3 separate regions of the Mus musculus genome follow, and regions 2 and 3 are each linked to region 1. Evidence: chromatin contacts called from ENCODE POLR2A ChIA-PET data. All regions are on one chromosome and are shown on one strand. Each heading gives the region's core, a stretch centred on a gene start or an enhancer-like site at or near the end of the contact. The rest is flanking DNA. Distances are from core to core; before and after follow the strand shown. Region 1 holds the start of Mef2d (myocyte enhancer factor 2D). Region 2 holds the start of Hdgf (heparin binding growth factor). Region 3 holds the start of Cct3 (chaperonin containing Tcp1, subunit 3 (gamma)).

Evidence for each region. ChIA-PET counts read pairs that join two places held with the same protein, here RNA polymerase II (POLR2A).
Region 2: POLR2A ChIA-PET joins it to region 1 with 17 read pairs in Patski. The contact joins the promoter of Hdgf here to the promoter of Mef2d in region 1. POLR2A ChIA-PET finds 5 or more read pairs at or near these places in 2 of 5 experiments (Patski and embryonic stem cell).
Region 3: POLR2A ChIA-PET joins it to region 1 with 31 read pairs in Patski. The contact joins the promoter of Cct3 here to the promoter of Mef2d in region 1. POLR2A ChIA-PET finds 5 or more read pairs at or near these places in 2 of 5 experiments (Patski and embryonic stem cell).

Annotation. Positions count from the first base shown.
Region 1 is chr3:88,141,086-88,143,718 of GRCm38, reverse strand. Mef2d (myocyte enhancer factor 2D) reads right to left here and starts at 1,347. Exons shown (of 12, transcript NM_001310587.1): 1 at 1,045-1,347.
Region 2 is chr3:87,905,012-87,907,644 of GRCm38, reverse strand. It overlaps Hdgf (heparin binding growth factor), which reads right to left and starts at 1,324. Exons shown (of 6, transcript NM_008231.4): 1 at 931-1,324. The coding sequence starts at 1,017.
Region 3 is chr3:88,295,804-88,298,436 of GRCm38, reverse strand. Cct3 (chaperonin containing Tcp1, subunit 3 (gamma)) reads right to left here and starts at 1,302. Exons shown (of 14, transcript NM_009836.1): 1 at 1,171-1,302. The coding sequence starts at 1,201. Tsacc (TSSK6 activating co-chaperone) reads left to right here and starts at 1,438. Exons shown (of 4, transcript NM_001357024.1): 1 at 1,438-1,613.

The sequences.
Region 1 (2,633 bases), core at 98-2,597:
CCCCAACCACCCTACATAACAAGGTTCTCAGCCACTCCCACAATCATCCCACCCCACCCCCATCCTGGAAGACGCAGGAAGGAAATTCATTCACAGGCAAGGCCATGGGAGTTGGGACAGCCAGGCTGAGCACTGGGGCTCGGTGGCCAGAGGCCAGAAGCTGGGTGTCTGAGAACACTGTCAGGTAACTCGCCAATGCTCCCCTCGGCGGATACCTACCGCGGATACAGGGAGACGAACAGAAGGTGGACAGCTCCCAAGGCCAAGCGCACTCAGTAGGCTCCTCTCCGAGATCCGGCCAGAGCAGCCCAAGGTCACCGTCCCAGACGGCAAACTTCCCACAGTCAGGCAGCTCAGACCCACTGAGGGCTAGGGGGAGGGGTAAGATCCACCACTCACACAGCCAAACAGGCCTCGGAGGAAACTCACACGGGTAGGGCAGGAGGGAACGGGATCCACCCACTGTACTCCCCTAGCCTGGCCCCAATGTGCCGGTCAGTCGTAGGCAGAACTGGCACTCAGGACAAGCTGGGTAGTCCAGGGCCACTGGGAACCCCGAGGGCTCGATGGAATCTCTGGGAGGCCTCCCTGCCCCATCTCTGAGGTGGGAGGCCGGGAGCACAGTAGTCCCTTGGGCCAGCCTCACCACTCGAACCCCACTCGCACTGACTCGGCCCGCACCGCACCGTCCAAGAGAAAGGCCTGGAGAGGTCCTGCCAGGTGTTAACAGCTGCAAACTACTGTCCAGGGGTTCTCCAGCCGGCGTTGCTGACACGCCCGACCAAGGGGGCCCCCACGGGCGCGAAATCGCGGCCGGAGCCACGTGCGTTGCGCCCGCCAAGGCGCGAGGCGACGGGGGCTCGGGTACCAGGCGCGGCTGTCACAGCAGACACCCCAGCACCAACACTGCCTCCGTCGCCCCGCCCGGACCGGGACGCTCGTGCCAGGGCGCCCGTACACCCCTCGCGCTCCAGACCACCCTGAGCCCGGCCGCGCGGCGTGGGGGAGGGGTTCTTAAAGGGGCCGACGCGCGTCGTGACTCACCAGCCCGTGGGGGGGACGGGGTGTCACGGCGCCCGGAGCCTCGGCCCGGTCCGCCGAATCCTCGGTTACGCGAAGCCGCAGCTCCGACGGGAAACAGCGAAGGCGCCGCGTCCACGCGGCCTGGGCGGCGCCACAGGGCCGGGACCCCCTGGTGCGCGCGGGGGCGGCGGCGGCGGGCGGCAGGCACGCAGCCGAGCGCCCAAGCCGCCTCGACGGTTGTTGATATTTTGCTTCCTTCCTCCTTTCGGGCTCCAAAGGCAACTCCTCCAGCCCCAGACTCGAGGCCGACGTAGGCACCGCGCAGCCTAGCTTGCGAGATGGGAGGGGGGGAAAAGACGAGAGTGATGGACAAGCAGGGGGCCAATGGGAGGGCCCCGCAGGGCTGGGGGCGGGGCCTGGCAGGGAGGCCTGGGACGCAACCCCGCCCCCTGCCCGCGGCCTGCGCCCCACCCCTTTGGGGCGCGCGACCACGGCGCGTGGAGCCCAGATCCCTCCGCCTGCGGGACAGAGCGAGGCTGCGGGTACCTCAGCACCCCAGCTCCAGAGTTGGCAGGGATCTAAGTAAATAAGTTCTGGGGAGATAAGAGTGTTGGTAGGCCCCAGCTCCTACACTTACTGTGTGACAAAGCTCCGAAGCCAGATCGCGCTCTCTTATCTCGTGGTTACCTGGGGAGCTCCGCTGCTCCCTCTACCTGTGACAGGTCCCCTCCTTTCCCCTGACCCGGCTCGGTTGACGCCCAGACATTTAAAGCTACAGTGCATAATTCTCGGGTGATCTAATCTTTTAGTGCCTGCGGGCCCCAGCGCACTTAACTACGGAGGGGGCAATTTAAAGGGGCGGGACCCCAACCACTACCTCCCTTGCCTCACAGGAAACATCCAGAAGCCTTGTCTTGAAGAAATATAACTCTCTCAAAAAAAAAAATCTTTTAAAATCCCCGACGGCCTCTGGGCGTGGTGAATTTTTAAGTGCTTCACAACAAGATTGTGCGCTCCATTGCTTCTGGACCTTTAACCCGTCAGACTTCCTGTCCGCATCCTGTCACTAACAAGTCCTCGGCTGGCTCTACCTGGAGCTTGAGGAAATGACAGAGTCTGGCGTGGACTTCAAAGCCTTAGCAAAACAGAAGCAAGAGGTTCTTCAACAAGCTAGGGTCTGCTTTACTGAACAAAGTCCCTGTTCTGGCTTCTTGTGGGAGAGATGAGAAGAGGCGACAAGTGGTGGGTTAGAAAATTTATAATCTCGGAGTCAGACTGTTTTGGTTCAAAATTTTCCACTATTTCTGAAAAGAGCAAAGCACATCTCTTAACTCTCCATCCTCTTGGGTAAGCTGAAGGTGGTAAGGCCAGGTACATAACTTGTGAATTTGGTGTGAGTTTAGTTCCCAGTAGACTAGTACAGTGCCTCGTGTTGCACTGTATGACCCACACGGGCTGCTCAGCTGAAAATGAGCCCTTTTAGGGCCTGCGTGAGTTCAGAAAAGGCTCATAGTGGGCCAGTTCAATAGGACTATTCTGCAAAGAGCTTGGAGGCATATATGTACCTCCTTAAACAGGAAGCACGTAGGCTTCTAGTCCCTCGGCCTCCC
Region 2 (2,633 bases), core at 75-2,574, 240 kb after region 1:
CTCTACAATCGTTTTGAAAAATTCCCAGAAGCAACCCTCCCCCCAACACACACACACACACACACACACACACACACCTTTTCCTGGGAGGGAAGGTGATAAACACAGCAGGCTTTCTGCCCCACCCTCCCACCTGGCCAGGTGCTGGAATGGGGAAGGCCCTACTCTTGGCGGGTTCAAACAACCACATGGCTGACACCGGCCTCCCTGACTGGAGACGCTCACTAATGGGAAGCCGAGGAAACTCCAGCGTCCCACAATCCCCCACACCGCGCTAAGGTCGTCTGTACTGGATTTCCCAAAGCACACGGGGGCCCTGCTGCCTCCAGTTCCAAGTCTGAGCTGGAGGCATATGGAGGGATGTTCTTGTAGAGCTGGGGGCTAAATCGGTTATGGCAGAGTCACCAGGCCAGGCAAGACCATTTTTAAGTAAGTCGTCCCCAAACATTTCACGACCCTCCCAACTTCAGAGTTCCTACCAAAATGCTCCAAGAAAGTTTGTGAGTCGCCAACTCTACATCCACCTAACCCTCTGTGAACTGAGACCCCTCGCACCCGTTCGTCCAGCCAGAGAAACCTGAACTGGAGGCAACTATCAATGGAGACTCAGGGCTCAAGCGGGGCTCCGAGAAGGGGTTGGGATTCGCGGCGAAAGAAGCGACACACCATCGGGCCGCTCCCCCCCCCCCCCCCGCCACCGTGAGCCCGAAGCCTCGGCCGCTGTGACGGAGGGGTGAGGGCGAACTGAGCACGCGGCGCTGCCCGCCAGGTGCCGGCCGCGATCGCCTCCGTTATGTAAGCGGTGGTGGGCTCCCGCCAGCCAGAACAGGCCTGGCACCCCTGCCCCTACGCCCGCTCCGCGCTCGGCGGCCGTGCCCTCCCGAGCGTTATGCAACCCGCAGCAGGGCCCGCGACGGCCGCGCCACTCACCCGGGCCGGCCAGTGTGGGTATCCTTTCATCTTCGCAAACACCAGGTCTCCGCACTTGTACTCTTTCTGCCGGTTGGATCGCGACATGGCGGGGCCGCGGGCGCCCCGGGCTCCGCGCCGAGCCGGGAAGCGCGAGCCCAAGTTTGCGCGTGCGGCGGTTGCGGCGCCGCTGCGCTCCGGCCCTCGCGCGGCCCCCGCCTCGATGCCGGCCCCCGACGCGAGCTCCGGGGCAGCCACGGCGTCTGCGCCCGCGCGCCGCTCGGACAGGGCCGGGCGCGGTGGGCAACACACGGCTCCGGGAGCGCTAGCTCGTGTGGTTGTTTGTGTTTGAAATTCAATTGCTCCCTCCTCGGCGCGAGCGAGGCCGCTTCCTCCACCCCCCGCGGCCCACTCCTCCCCTCGCGCTCCCGCCCGCGGCGGTTCGATGCGCGCAGCCAATCGACGCCTACAGCCTGCCCCGGCCTCACACCCAACCTGGAGGCCGCCAGGCGGGGCTCAGAGGCACAGGCTTGAAGAGCCGAGTGCCGAGCGCGCCGAGCGGGCTTTGTGTGCGGGCGGGTGGTGGGTGCCAGCCCAAAAGGAGCTGGCGCCCGCTGGACAGGCTGCACGTGCCCCTCCCCGGGCTCCTCTGAATGCCCTGGCCAGGCGGGGCCTACTGTGGCCTGCCTTGCGCTCTGTCCCCCCTACCACGTGCCATGTCCCAACCCACGTATTTGCTCTGCGCCTCTGACTTCTAACTAGTTAGACCGCCAAGGCAAGAGGTGTACCCCACACACTCCACGTGCTTCTGTTGGTGGCGGTATAAGAGTTCGAGTCCTACCATTTCAGTCTACTCTAAATTAACAGCTGTATCTGGACTATCACCAATTACCCTCACTAGAATAAGGAGGTCCTAAACGATAAAGACAGTTGGATACCACTAAATCTAGTTTGGAGATATATAGTATTAATTTGAAGACTGTATTTGGCCTGGGTTATATTCTAAGGAATGATGTGCGCAAAACTTGATCTCAGATCTCAAACCAAACAAGATTTTGTTGTAATTACATCTCTGTGCAATGGGTTTTTTGTTGTTTATATCTAATTGTTTTATATCTTATTTTTATTGAGACAGTCTTTTTTTTTTATTTTTTTTTATTTTTCAAGACAGGGTTTCTCTGTGCAGTCCTGGCTGTCCTGGAACTCACTCTGACTGACCTCAAACTCAGAAATCCGCCTGCCTCTGCCTCCCAAGTGCTGGGATTACAGAAGTGTGCCACCACTGCCGGGGGAGACAGTCTTAGTATGTAGCCCTGGCTGGCTGGCCTGCATACTCTCTTTTTAAAGAGATTTGAAGGTTTCTGGTTTTTGTTTGTTTGTTTTTGGTTTTTCAAGGCAGGGTTTCTCTGTGTAGCCCTGGCTGTCCTGAAACTCATGTAGACCAGGCTGGCCTCAAACTCAGAGATCCACTTGCCTCTCCCTCTTAAACGGGTGCACCACCACTGCCCAGCAGATTTGAAGGTTTTTTTTAATATTTATTTATTCATTTATTATTTGTAAGACACTGTAGCTGTCTTCAGACACTCCAGAAGAGGGCCTCAGATTTCATTAGGGATGGTTGTGAGCCACCATGTATGAGTTCAAATGGTCCACAAACAGCTGGGATTTGAACTCAGGACCATTGGAAGAGCAGTAGGCACTCTTAACCACTGAGCCATCTCACC
Region 3 (2,633 bases), core at 53-2,552, 150 kb before region 1:
CCTGAATGGGCCTCAGTAGGACAGTGATTTTTCACAAGACTGCACACCCCTTACAACATCCCCGGGAAGAGGAGCCACAGAGTCTCAAAGATTAGTGACCAAGAAAGTCTGCTTGTGAGGCTGGAAAGATGGTTCAGCTTCAATTCCCAGCCCCTCAAGGTGGCTCACAACTGCCTGTAACTCCAATTCCAGGGAATCTTGGTGCCATACACAGACGAAAACAAACAAAATATCAATCACAAGCCAAGGAATCTCACGATAGAACAGGAAAAAGACTAAAGCCTGAGAGCCACCCTGTAGGTAAACTTCTCTCAGGAGACTAGAGCAGAAAATAATGACTTCTTACAAATCTGGCCTGCTGCTTAAAACCTCATGGACTCGTCTACGAGTGTGTAGGAGAGGTAGTGTCACTGAACACCTTTGTCTCTCCTCCCAGTGTGGCCAGACTAAATCTGTTTTTCTCTTTACTATGTTTAACTTTGACCCAGGCTTACTGAGTTATTCTCAATAGCTCAGGTAACTGACAAGGAACTGGTGCTCTTTACTGAGATGAGTGGCGTTCCCTAAAGAGGAAAGAAAACCAGGAAAGGAATTTGGGAGAACTGGCTGGTGGGAAAGATCACATCCAAGATCGGGAACGCCAGGAATGTCATTTCCGAACAAGGGTTGCTGAATGACCGCTACTGAAAAGATGCCACTTCCGATTCGATCTGCCGGTAAAGGCAGCTTTTACTTATCAACTTAACAACTCTACTACAGCCTCCTAAATACTGATGCTAAAGTATCAATCAAGCGAGTTGCCGTTAAGTCACGCCTCTACGGAGGGATGGACCGAGCATAGGAAGCAAGGCCTACCGTTAAGAACCATCATTACTATCTACACGGAAATCATGCTGTAAAGGACACGGGGGCGTGGAGGGTGGCGACTAAAGAACCGAACGCGAATAGGATGAAGCACACGTAAAGACTAGCGACTCCGAGAGCGGAAAGTCATTTTGTCAAAAGAAGGCGACAGGAGAGGCAAGAGAAGAAAAGTGGGGAAGGAGCTTGGTCCAAGGCGAAAAGACCACTGGAAGGCACGAGGGCCGAGTCATGGCGGGACGGAGCTGGGCAACACTGGCCAGCTTGGGGAGAGAGGGGCGGAGAGAGACATCCCTTCCCTGAACTCACTGAGCACGAGCACTGGACGGTGGCCCATCATGGCGGCACGACGCAGAGCCGACTCTCCAGAGCTGGGGGGAATCGGCAGAACCTTCTGGAGAGAAGAGCAGCGAAGAAAACGCTGCCTCCTCAGGAATGACACAGAAACCTGCTAACCTCTGAAGTGCCGCCAATCACCAAACTCATTTTATTGATTGACAAAAACATAGGCCAATCGACAGTATTAGCCCCGCCCTCTACGCAAGAAAGGCAAGGCAAGTTAGATAGAGAGGGCATGATGTAGGGGACTGGGAGACGCAAGCGCTTGCGCACTGGCGTGGCCGCTCCCGGCCGCGTGCGGCCAGAATGTCTGCGCAAGCGCCAAAGCACGGGCAGTTAGCTGGCTCGCTACAGCGCATGAGTACCCACTAGAGGGTGGGTGCTGGGGTGGAGGCTTTGGATTAATGCTGTAGGTAAGATCATGAAGCTCTGTTTTGTCCATCGGTTCTCGTCCGACCGTGAAGGCCAAGGAAGGCATGATAGTTCTCTACTTTTTATTTCAGCCTTAGCGGTAGGGAGGAGTAGAGGAGCCAGAAATACCCGTCGTGGCCCGAGAGATTGAGGCAGTGTAAAAGTGGAAGTTGTCCTACGGGGCGGGGAGGCAACGACTCGGCTCCCCGCCTCCCCGGAGCATGCTGGGAGTTGTGGTTTACTGCTCTAGACGCGCTGGTTTTCTTTTTTAAAGAAAAGGAAGGAAAATTCTTGTTCTTTAGATGTACCTATTTTTTATTTTATGTGTATGGTTGTTTTGCCTGTGCGTATGTAGGTGCACCACTTGTGAGAGGCGATCAAGCGGGAGTCTGATCCTCTGGAACTGGAATTGATTGTGAACCGCCACGTGGGTGCTAGGAAGTAACCCTGTCTGCGGGACCATCTATTGCTCTTAACTGTTGAGCTATCTCTCCTGTCCTAATGTCTTACTTCTTAGAAAAATACGTTGAGTCTAAGGCAAAAAGACATAAAGGAGGATCGCTCACATTTCCCCCGAATATCCTAAGTCGTGTTTCTTGCAGTATTATGAGTCTTCTTCGCCCCCTCCCCCCCAGCCTGGTCACTGGTTAGTGACAAAAGAAACTAGAGTTTTTGTTTTTTTAATTACCGTATTATCTTTACCAGAGTTCTAAGGCTGGCCTAAAACTCGTCGTAAAGACCAGGCTGATCTCAAACTGGAGACAAGCCTCTTGCCAGATCACCCCATATAGGAAAAAGACAAAACAAAACAACAAAAAAAATAAGGCTAGTAATTAAACAGAAGTCTCAAAGAGTCATGACATGTTTGTGATAGATTTAAAGTTCGTATTTGGTATGCTTTGTCTTCTGCAGTGAAAAGGCACTAACAAAAACTGCCGAAGGGAATTGGAGAAAAATTAACAATTTCAGAACAGTTGTTTGTTTGGTGTGGTAGCACACCCCTGTAATAAACTCCAGAGGCT